2 separate regions of the Homo sapiens genome follow, and region 1 is linked to region 2. A link is a contact called in ENCODE Hi-C or POLR2A ChIA-PET data. All regions are on one chromosome and are shown on one strand. Each heading gives the region's core, a stretch centred on a gene start or an enhancer-like site at or near the end of the contact. The rest is flanking DNA. Distances are from core to core; before and after follow the strand shown. Region 1 holds the start of CD7 (CD7 molecule). Region 2 holds the start of RFNG (RFNG O-fucosylpeptide 3-beta-N-acetylglucosaminyltransferase).

Region 1 (3,837 bases), core at 594-3,093, 270 kb before region 2:
CAAACACGTGTGGAGTCACGCACACCCGTCTCTGCACATGCGTGGAGCCATGCGCACCCGTCTCTGCACACACGCGTGTCCACACGCACCCGTCTCTGCACACACATGCGTGGAATCACGCGCACCCGTCTCTGCACACACGCGTGGAGTCATGCGCACCCATCTCTGCACACACACGTGTCCACACGCACCCGTCTCTGCACATGCGTGTCCACACACATCCATCTCTGCACACACGCGTGTCCACATGCACCCGTCTCTGCACACATGCATGGAGTCACGCGCACCCGTCTCTGCACACACAAGTGTCCACACACCCGTCTCTGCACACGCACGTCCACACGCACACGTCTCTACACACGCACGTGTCCACACGCACCCGTCTCTGCACACCCGCGTGTCCACACGCACCCGTCTCTGCACACACGCATGGAGTCACGCGCACCCGTCTCTGCACAAAGTGTCCACACACACCCGTCTCTGCACATGCGTGTCCACACACACCCGTCTCTGCACACACGCGTGTCCACACACATCCGTCTCTGCACACACGCGTGGAGTCATGCGCACCCATCTGCACACACACGTGTTCACACGCACCCGTCTCTGCACATGCGTGTCCACACACACCCGTCTCTGCACACACGCGTGTCCACACGCACCCGTCTCTGCACACACGCATGGAGTCAAGTGCACCCGTCTCTGCACACACGTGTCCACACACACCCGTCTCTGCACACGCACATCCACACGCACACGTCTCTGCACACGCACGTGTCCACACGCACCCATCTCTGCACATGCGTGTCCACACACACCCGTCTCTGCACACACGTGTCCACACGCACCCGTCTCTGCACACACGCATGGAGTCACACGCACCCGTCTCTGCACACACAAGTGTCCACACACAGCCGTCTCTGTACACGCACGTCCACACGCACACGTCTCTGCACACACACGTCCACACGCACCCGCCTCTGCACACGCACGTGTCCACACGCATCCGTCTCTGCACACACACGTGTCCACACGCACCCGTCTCTGCACACACACGTGTCCACACGCACCCGTCTCTGCACACACATGTCCATACGCACCCGTCTCTGCACACACACGTGTCCACACACTCCTGCTCATGTGCTGCACCTACTGGCTTTGGGCACCAACGTCAACGCTTCGTCATTGTGGCGGGAGGCCCTCAGGACAGAGAAGTGCCCCCTCCCAGAGGACTCAGTCACCCTGGGGTCAGAGCCCAGGCACAGGTCTCCCTCAGCCCCTGAAGCTGGGCACTGCGGCCTGACGCACTCCTCCCAGGGAGGTCGGGAAACCTCAGGCCTGGACCATACCTCAGACCTCCCGCCTCCAGGACATGGAACGCAGAGCCACGGTCAGCTGGTCGGCTGCAGCGTTGGGTGCGGGTGCAGGCCCAGGCTCCTTCCCCACGGCCAAACCAGGGGGTGCCAATTCTGGCCTGCCCTGTGCTCCTCTGCACTGTGTGGGTGACTCATGGGTCATGGGTGGCTCCAGATTTCTGGGCATAAATTGGGTCCCAGCAGAAAGTACCCCAGAGGACCAGGCAGGCTGGGGGCCAGCTCTGCCGCTCACTTCCAGACCCTGCCACCCGTCCCCAGCCAGGGAGTCCCTTCTCTGTCCTCTGGTCTGCCCCGCCCCAGGCCTTGACCTCCTCCCTGTGGAGATGCAGGGGCAGTGGGGGATACAGGGACGCCCTGCTCTCAGGGCAGCTCTCAGGGAGGCAGTGCTGGGGAGGGGTAGGTGAGACCGCCCCTCCCACCGGGCCCACAGCACCACCCTGGTCTGAGGCACCGCCTCCAGGAAGCCCTCTCTGAGCTCTGAGCGCCTGCGGTCTCCTGTGTGCTGCTCTCTGTGGGGTCCTGTAGACCCAGAGAGGCTCAGCTGCACTCGCCCGGCTGGGAGAGCTGGGTGTGGGGAACATGGCCGGGCCTCCGAGGCTCCTGCTGCTGCCCCTGCTTCTGGCGCTGGCTCGCGGCCTGCCTGGGGCCCTGGCTGCCCAAGGTAAGAGCTTCCCAGGCTCTCCATGGCCACAGCTCCAGAGCTCTCCCTGCCCCATGAGCTCAGAGCCCCCAGTCTGAGCCACAGCACAGCCCCCAGGAAGCGGGTGGGGTGCTGAGCGGCCTCCAGTGTCTGAGGACTCATTTAAGAGAAGGAAAAAGGGTGGACCCCGGTGGGGAGTGGCCGGGGCTGTCCAGGCAGGGCCGCTGCTTTGGGAGGAAGAAGCCCACAGTCTCGGAACACGAGGACAGCACCTCCCCCAACACCACAGCCGGTGCCCAGATCTGCTCCATGCCCCGTAAGGCACCGTGTCTTTGGCGACATGTCAGCCCTGGGCTGTCTCAGGGCCCCACCATCCCCACCACTGTCCCCTGCAGGGAGGACATTCTCTGTCCTTCTGGCCAGACTGATGGTGACAGCCCAGGTCCTCCCCAGAGGTGCAGCAGTCTCCCCACTGCACGACTGTCCCCGTGGGAGCCTCCGTCAACATCACCTGCTCCACCAGCGGGGGCCTGCGTGGGATCTACCTGAGGCAGCTCGGGCCACAGCCCCAAGACATCATTTACTACGAGGACGGGGTGGTGCCCACTACGGACAGACGGTTCCGGGGCCGCATCGACTTCTCAGGGTCCCAGGACAACCTGACTATCACCATGCACCGCCTGCAGCTGTCGGACACTGGCACCTACACCTGCCAGGCCATCACGGAGGTCAATGTCTACGGCTCCGGCACCCTGGTCCTGGTGACAGGTAGGGAATGTGCCCATCCCAGACCCCCCTCCCAACCCCAGCTGCTGGCCAGGCTCTGCTCCCCCAGCCCTTGTCGTGGGACCCTCCCTCCTACATGTGCCTGAACTGTTCCAGCTCCCAGCCCACTGCCCCCAGCAGCCTCCTAGATAGCTGCCCCTCCTCCCCTCCACAGCCTTTCCCTGCCCCGAATCCCAAACCCCGGGGGCTCTAACAGGTTCTCCACCGGGAGAATCCCTTCCTTCTTTTTTCCTTCTCAGAGGAACAGTCCCAAGGATGGCACAGATGCTCGGACGCCCCACCAAGGGCCTCTGCCCTCCCTGCCCCACCGACAGGCTCCGCCCTCCCTGACCCGCAGACAGCCTCTGCCCTCCCTGACCCGCCAGCAGCCTCTGCCCTCCCTGCGGCCCTGGCGGTGATCTCCTTCCTCCTCGGGCTGGGCCTGGGGGTGGCGTGTGTGCTGGCGAGGACACAGGTCAGTGTGAGCCCCAGCTGCCACCTGCACCCCAAAGATTGTTCCCTCTCCTGAGAGCAGCGTGGGGGGCGCCAAAGCCCCAGAGGAAAACCCTGGTACCCGCCGCCTCCTCTGCAGGCTCTGGAACTCTCAGGGTGGAAGTGGCCTCGGCGGGGAGGGAGGGGGACCAGCACCAAAGCGACCTGAGGGGGAGGGAGCAGCCCAGGCGCTGGGCCCGCGTGTGCGCGTGTGCGCGTGTGCAGGTGTGAGTGTCTGAGGGGGGATCTCTGAGGTCTGTGCGTGCAGGTTGGAGTGTGCGGGCAGAGGAGGGAGCGCCCAGGCGCTGGGCCCGCGTGTGCACGTGTGCAGGTGTGAGCCTGTGTGTGGGGATCTCTGAGGACTGTGCGTGCATGTTGGAGTGTGCCGGCGTGCTGTGTGGCCGTGGGAAGGGGAGGGGGCCTCAGACAGACACAGAGTCTAGGCGTGGCCACTCCCCTCGGTCCCTGCTGTTTGTCTGGGGCTGGAGTGGGGGTCCCGCTTGGCTTGGGCTTGGTGGGGGGGTCCAAGCCACTTCCACTCTCCTTCTTCAGAGGCACCCCAGG
Region 2 (3,869 bases), core at 797-3,296:
CACAGACAAGAGTCAGGCAGGATGGGAGGCAGGACCCTGGCCCCAGGCCCTGAGGGTCAGGAGTTGGGGCCTGACTGTCCTAGCCAGAATGTCGCCCTGGGCCCATAACCAGAACCGGGCATGGGGGTACGAGACTGACTGCTGTCCCAGGAGCTACGAAGACCGCTGGGGTGGGCCTGGCGCAGGAGCCTCAGGAGTGGGACCCTGCACCCGGGGGCTTTCGGGGATAGACACCCACTAGTGACTGCTGGTCGCTAGGCTGAGCGGGGAGGAGACCTGCCCTGGCTTCTCCATGAGCAGCATCTGAAGCTGAGCTACAAGCCTCATGTGAGTGCGCAATCAGAAACGCTGATGGTTTCGGGGTCAGAAAAAGACGACAGCGATCACTGAGGAGGATCATTCTACCTGCTGTGCAGGCTGCAGCGGGGAGTGTGCCCTGGACCCCTCAGCAGGACTGAGACACCCAAGGTCCCCCCACTGGGCTCCGTACCAGGCTGGGGTTCTCCACCACGTAGTTGACGTCAGGTGCATTCTGCGGGTCTTCCTGGGGGTCCACGTCGATCTGCATGGGCTCCACGGCCCCCTGCAACATGGGCCAGGCACCTGGCACCTCGTCCTGGGGACTGCCCCAGGAGGGCGAGAGACCCGCACTGTTCTCTGAGGTCAGCTCTGCCCAAGATCTTCCAGGCCAGTCGGACCACACTCCCGCCGCTGCTGTCCCCCAGGTGTGCCCTCCCAGTCACCCCCGCCCCCACCCAGGCTCCTGTGCCACCACATCAGGGAGGGGTCTCCTCACAAGACTCTAAGGCTCAGAAGCAGAAACCCCTCGCCTGATTCTAGCCGCTCATCTCTGAAAGCCAGAAAGCAGACAGGGGACAACCAACTACACAGGGGCCTCTGAGGGCCCCTACACGTTCCCAGCCACCATCCTGATGTAGTTTCCTCCAAGCCACGGAGAAGAACGGGACGCCACCTCAACCCCAGGAGGCAGGAGGACCAGCCCCCGGAATCTGTCCTGAGCAGCGGAGCAGCAATACTGGGCTGAGAGTCACGCCACGGAGTTGGGAGAAGGGGAAAAGAGTCATCTCAGGGAGCCTCATGGCCCCCAGCTGGGAGACACAGAGAAGCCAGGACCTCGGCTTAACACAAAGCAGGCTGGAAAAGCCGCCATGCCGGGCACTCGCCGGACCCGTGGGCCTCCCGCGCTCCTTCGGGAAAAGCACCAAGAGCTCGGCTCCCTCCGCAGGCCCCGGGCCCACCGGGGCTCCCTCCCCTCCTGCGCTTGGCACTGAGTCCCTGTCCTCGGCCAGCAGAGCAGCAGGGGCCCAGCCACAGCAGGGGCGGCCGGGGCCCTGCTCCCCCCTCCCTCGCTCGGGGGTCCCTGTCCTGGAAGGTACCTCGTAGAGCAGCGTACAGGCCGACAGGCTGGCGCTCAGGCTGAAGTCCCCGGCCGTGCCGGGCAGGACGAGGTCTGACCTACTGCTGTGAGGGGTGCAGTACAGATCTGTCACTGACGAGGAGGCCGAGCTGGGGGCCGAGCTATCCCTCATTCTGTCCTGACTTTCTGCACCCCCCGACCCTGACACAGAGCTGGCTGGCTGCTGAAGGGAGAAAGAGCGTTAGCGTCGGGGCGGCCGGGAACCTCTCCCGTGAGCTGCTGGGAGGGGAGGCGGGGCGGGCGCGGCCCGGCGGCCCCCGATCGCAGCGCGCAGCCACGGCGGAGACGCGCCCTCGGCCCTGCAGCCCCCGACGCGCGCTGCCCGCGGAGGCCCGGCACGGAGCGTGCCCGACCGACTCCTGGCGCAGGCCCCGCGCCCCTGCTCGACCTCAGCCCGGCCCCAGTGGCGGGGGGCGCGGGGGCGCGGAGGCCCGGGGCGGCCTCGGCTCGTTACCTGCAAGTTAAACACCTGAACCGGCAGCGGCATCTTGCACCCACCCCGCCGCGGCGTGCCGTCCACTTCCGGGGCAGCGAAGCCGTCGCTTCCGGGGCGCGGGGCGGGGCGGGGCCGCTGCGTTCTTAAAGGGGCCGCCGCCCACCCACGGCTCCGGCCAGGTTCTCCGCTCGCAGCGCCGGGGGTCCCGGCGGCCGCATGAGCCGCGCGCGTGGGGCGCTGTGCCGGGCCTGCCTCGCGCTGGCCGCGGCCCTGGCCGCGCTGCTGTTACTGCCGCTGCCGCTGCCCCGCGCGCCCGCCCCGGCCCGGACCCCCGCCCCGGCCCCGCGCGCGCCCCCGTCCCGGCCCGCTGCCCCCAGCCTGCGGCCTGACGACGTCTTCATCGCCGTCAAGACCACCCGGAAGAACCACGGGCCGCGCCTGCGGCTGCTGCTGCGCACCTGGATCTCCCGGGCCCGCCAGCAGGTGCGCCGGACCCCGACCCCGACGGCGAGCCCCACGCCCACCCGCCCCGCCTCCCAGGGTCTAGGCCCGGCCCAGGCCCCCGGAGGCTCCGCGCGGGGCGGGTCGGTCTCCGGCCTGGGCAGCGCCCCAGAAGCCTCATAGATTGTTTCTCCCCCAGACGTTTATCTTCACCGACGGGGACGACCCTGAGCTCGAGCTCCAGGGCGGTGAGTGTCCCCCACTCCCCGGCGCCCGCGGGATCTGCCCCCCGAGCCTTTCTCGCTCCGAAGCCACGGCCCCTTCGCTGCTGTGGGTGCCTTTCTCTGCCCAGGCTCCCGAGGCCCGGGGAGGCCCCGACGCTGCCCAGGTCACGCGGCCTGCGGAGGGCCCACCCTGCCAGCCAAGCTCTGCTCCCCACCAGCCTCTCACACTAGCCGCTTCCCGGGGCGTGGGGCTAGTGCCACGTCCCCTGAAGAAGCGCCAGCAGGGAATCCGCCCTTCCAGGCCAGGTCAGGGCGAGCTGCCTCCGTCCTGTTTCCACTCAAGAGATCCCAACCGATGGCCGCCTGCTTCAGCCTCGGTGGCACCAGCAGGGTCAGCGCGTGAGGGCTAGGGCTGTGGTTGGACCCAGGCAAGGTGTCCAGGCATGTCAGACAGCCACGTTGTGCCCTGGCCCTTGGGGGCAGGTGGGGCACAGGCCTTACCCCAACCCCAGTGCCATCCTCTACGTGCGTGCTTCCCGTCTCTGATTCGCAGGCGACCGTGTCATCAACACCAACTGCTCGGCGGTGCGCACTCGTCAGGCCCTCTGCTGCAAGATGTCCGTGGAGTATGACAAGTTCATTGAGTCCGGGCGCAAGTACGCGGCGCTGACCCGACCCGCAGAGAGCTCAGAGCCAAGCTGGGTGGGGGCCTCCTGTCCAGCCATGCCAGGCCCTCGTGCCCAGGACTCCCCTCGCCCACAGGTGGTTTTGCCACGTGGATGATGACAATTATGTGAACGCCAGGAGCCTCCTGCACCTGCTCTCCAGCTTCTCACCCAGCCAGGACGTCTACCTGGGGCGGCCCAGCCTGGACCACCCCATTGAGGCCACCGAGAGGGTCCAGGGTGGCAGAACTGTGAGTGTCGGAGCAGACGCCATCGGAGCAGACGCCTTCCTTGACACCAGCCCGGGAGGCACAGCAGAGGGCGTGGAAAGCTGGCTTGAGAAGGGCATAGGGTTGGGGGCCCAAGCTGATCCACCCAGGTGGTTTGCATGTGGTGTTTCAGGAGCAGGCCAGGAGGCCCTCACCGTACTGGGCAGAGAGGGGGTGTCTGGGCCAGGTGGGGAGGGTCTGGAGGCTACGGGTCAATGGCCTGCAGAAGCCCCCGGCTCTTTTTGCTCCAAGAAGCTTCTGTTACCTGGGTGGGATCTCCTAAGGGGCAGCTTAAGAAAGATGCCTGGGGAGTCCCATGAAGAGTCAGGGGTGAGAAGCCCTGTCCTGGGCAGCTCTGACCACCACCCCATCTTCAGGTGACCACGGTCAAGTTCT

Evidence for each region. A loop is a pair of places that touch in the nucleus more often than their neighbours do. ChIA-PET counts read pairs that join two places held with the same protein, here RNA polymerase II (POLR2A). Pooled maps may share reads with other maps.
Region 1: a map of sciatic nerve shows a loop between it and region 2 (2.9-fold over the local background). The contact joins the promoter of CD7 here to the promoter of RFNG in region 2. A Hi-C loop is called at or near these places in 16 of 168 maps with a recorded cell type or tissue (CD4-positive, alpha-beta T cell, CD8-positive, alpha-beta T cell, IMR-90 and 10 more), 11 of 37 single-sample maps with no recorded cell type and 31 of 50 pooled maps. POLR2A ChIA-PET finds 5 or more read pairs at or near these places in 5 of 52 experiments (CD4-positive, alpha-beta T cell, activated CD4-positive, alpha-beta T cell, activated T-cell and 2 more).

The regions. Positions count from the first base shown.
Region 1 is chr17:82,315,614-82,319,450 of GRCh38, reverse strand. CD7 (CD7 molecule) reads left to right here and starts at 1,843. Exons shown (of 4, transcript NM_006137.7): 1 at 1,843-2,037; 2 at 2,470-2,784; 3 at 3,042-3,256. The coding sequence starts at 1,956.
Region 2 is chr17:82,049,988-82,053,856 of GRCh38, reverse strand. RFNG (RFNG O-fucosylpeptide 3-beta-N-acetylglucosaminyltransferase) reads left to right here and starts at 2,046. Exons shown (of 8, transcript NM_002917.2): 1 at 2,046-2,357; 2 at 2,515-2,563; 3 at 3,093-3,195; 4 at 3,302-3,455; 5 at 3,851-3,869. The coding sequence starts at 2,091. It overlaps GPS1 (G protein pathway suppressor 1), which reads right to left and starts at 1,959. Exons shown (of 13, transcript NM_001321092.3): 1 at 1,893-1,959; 2 at 491-583. The coding sequence starts at 1,925. RefSeq lists silencers at 1,652-1,781, 1,842-2,091, 2,362-2,511 and an enhancer at 1,732-2,401.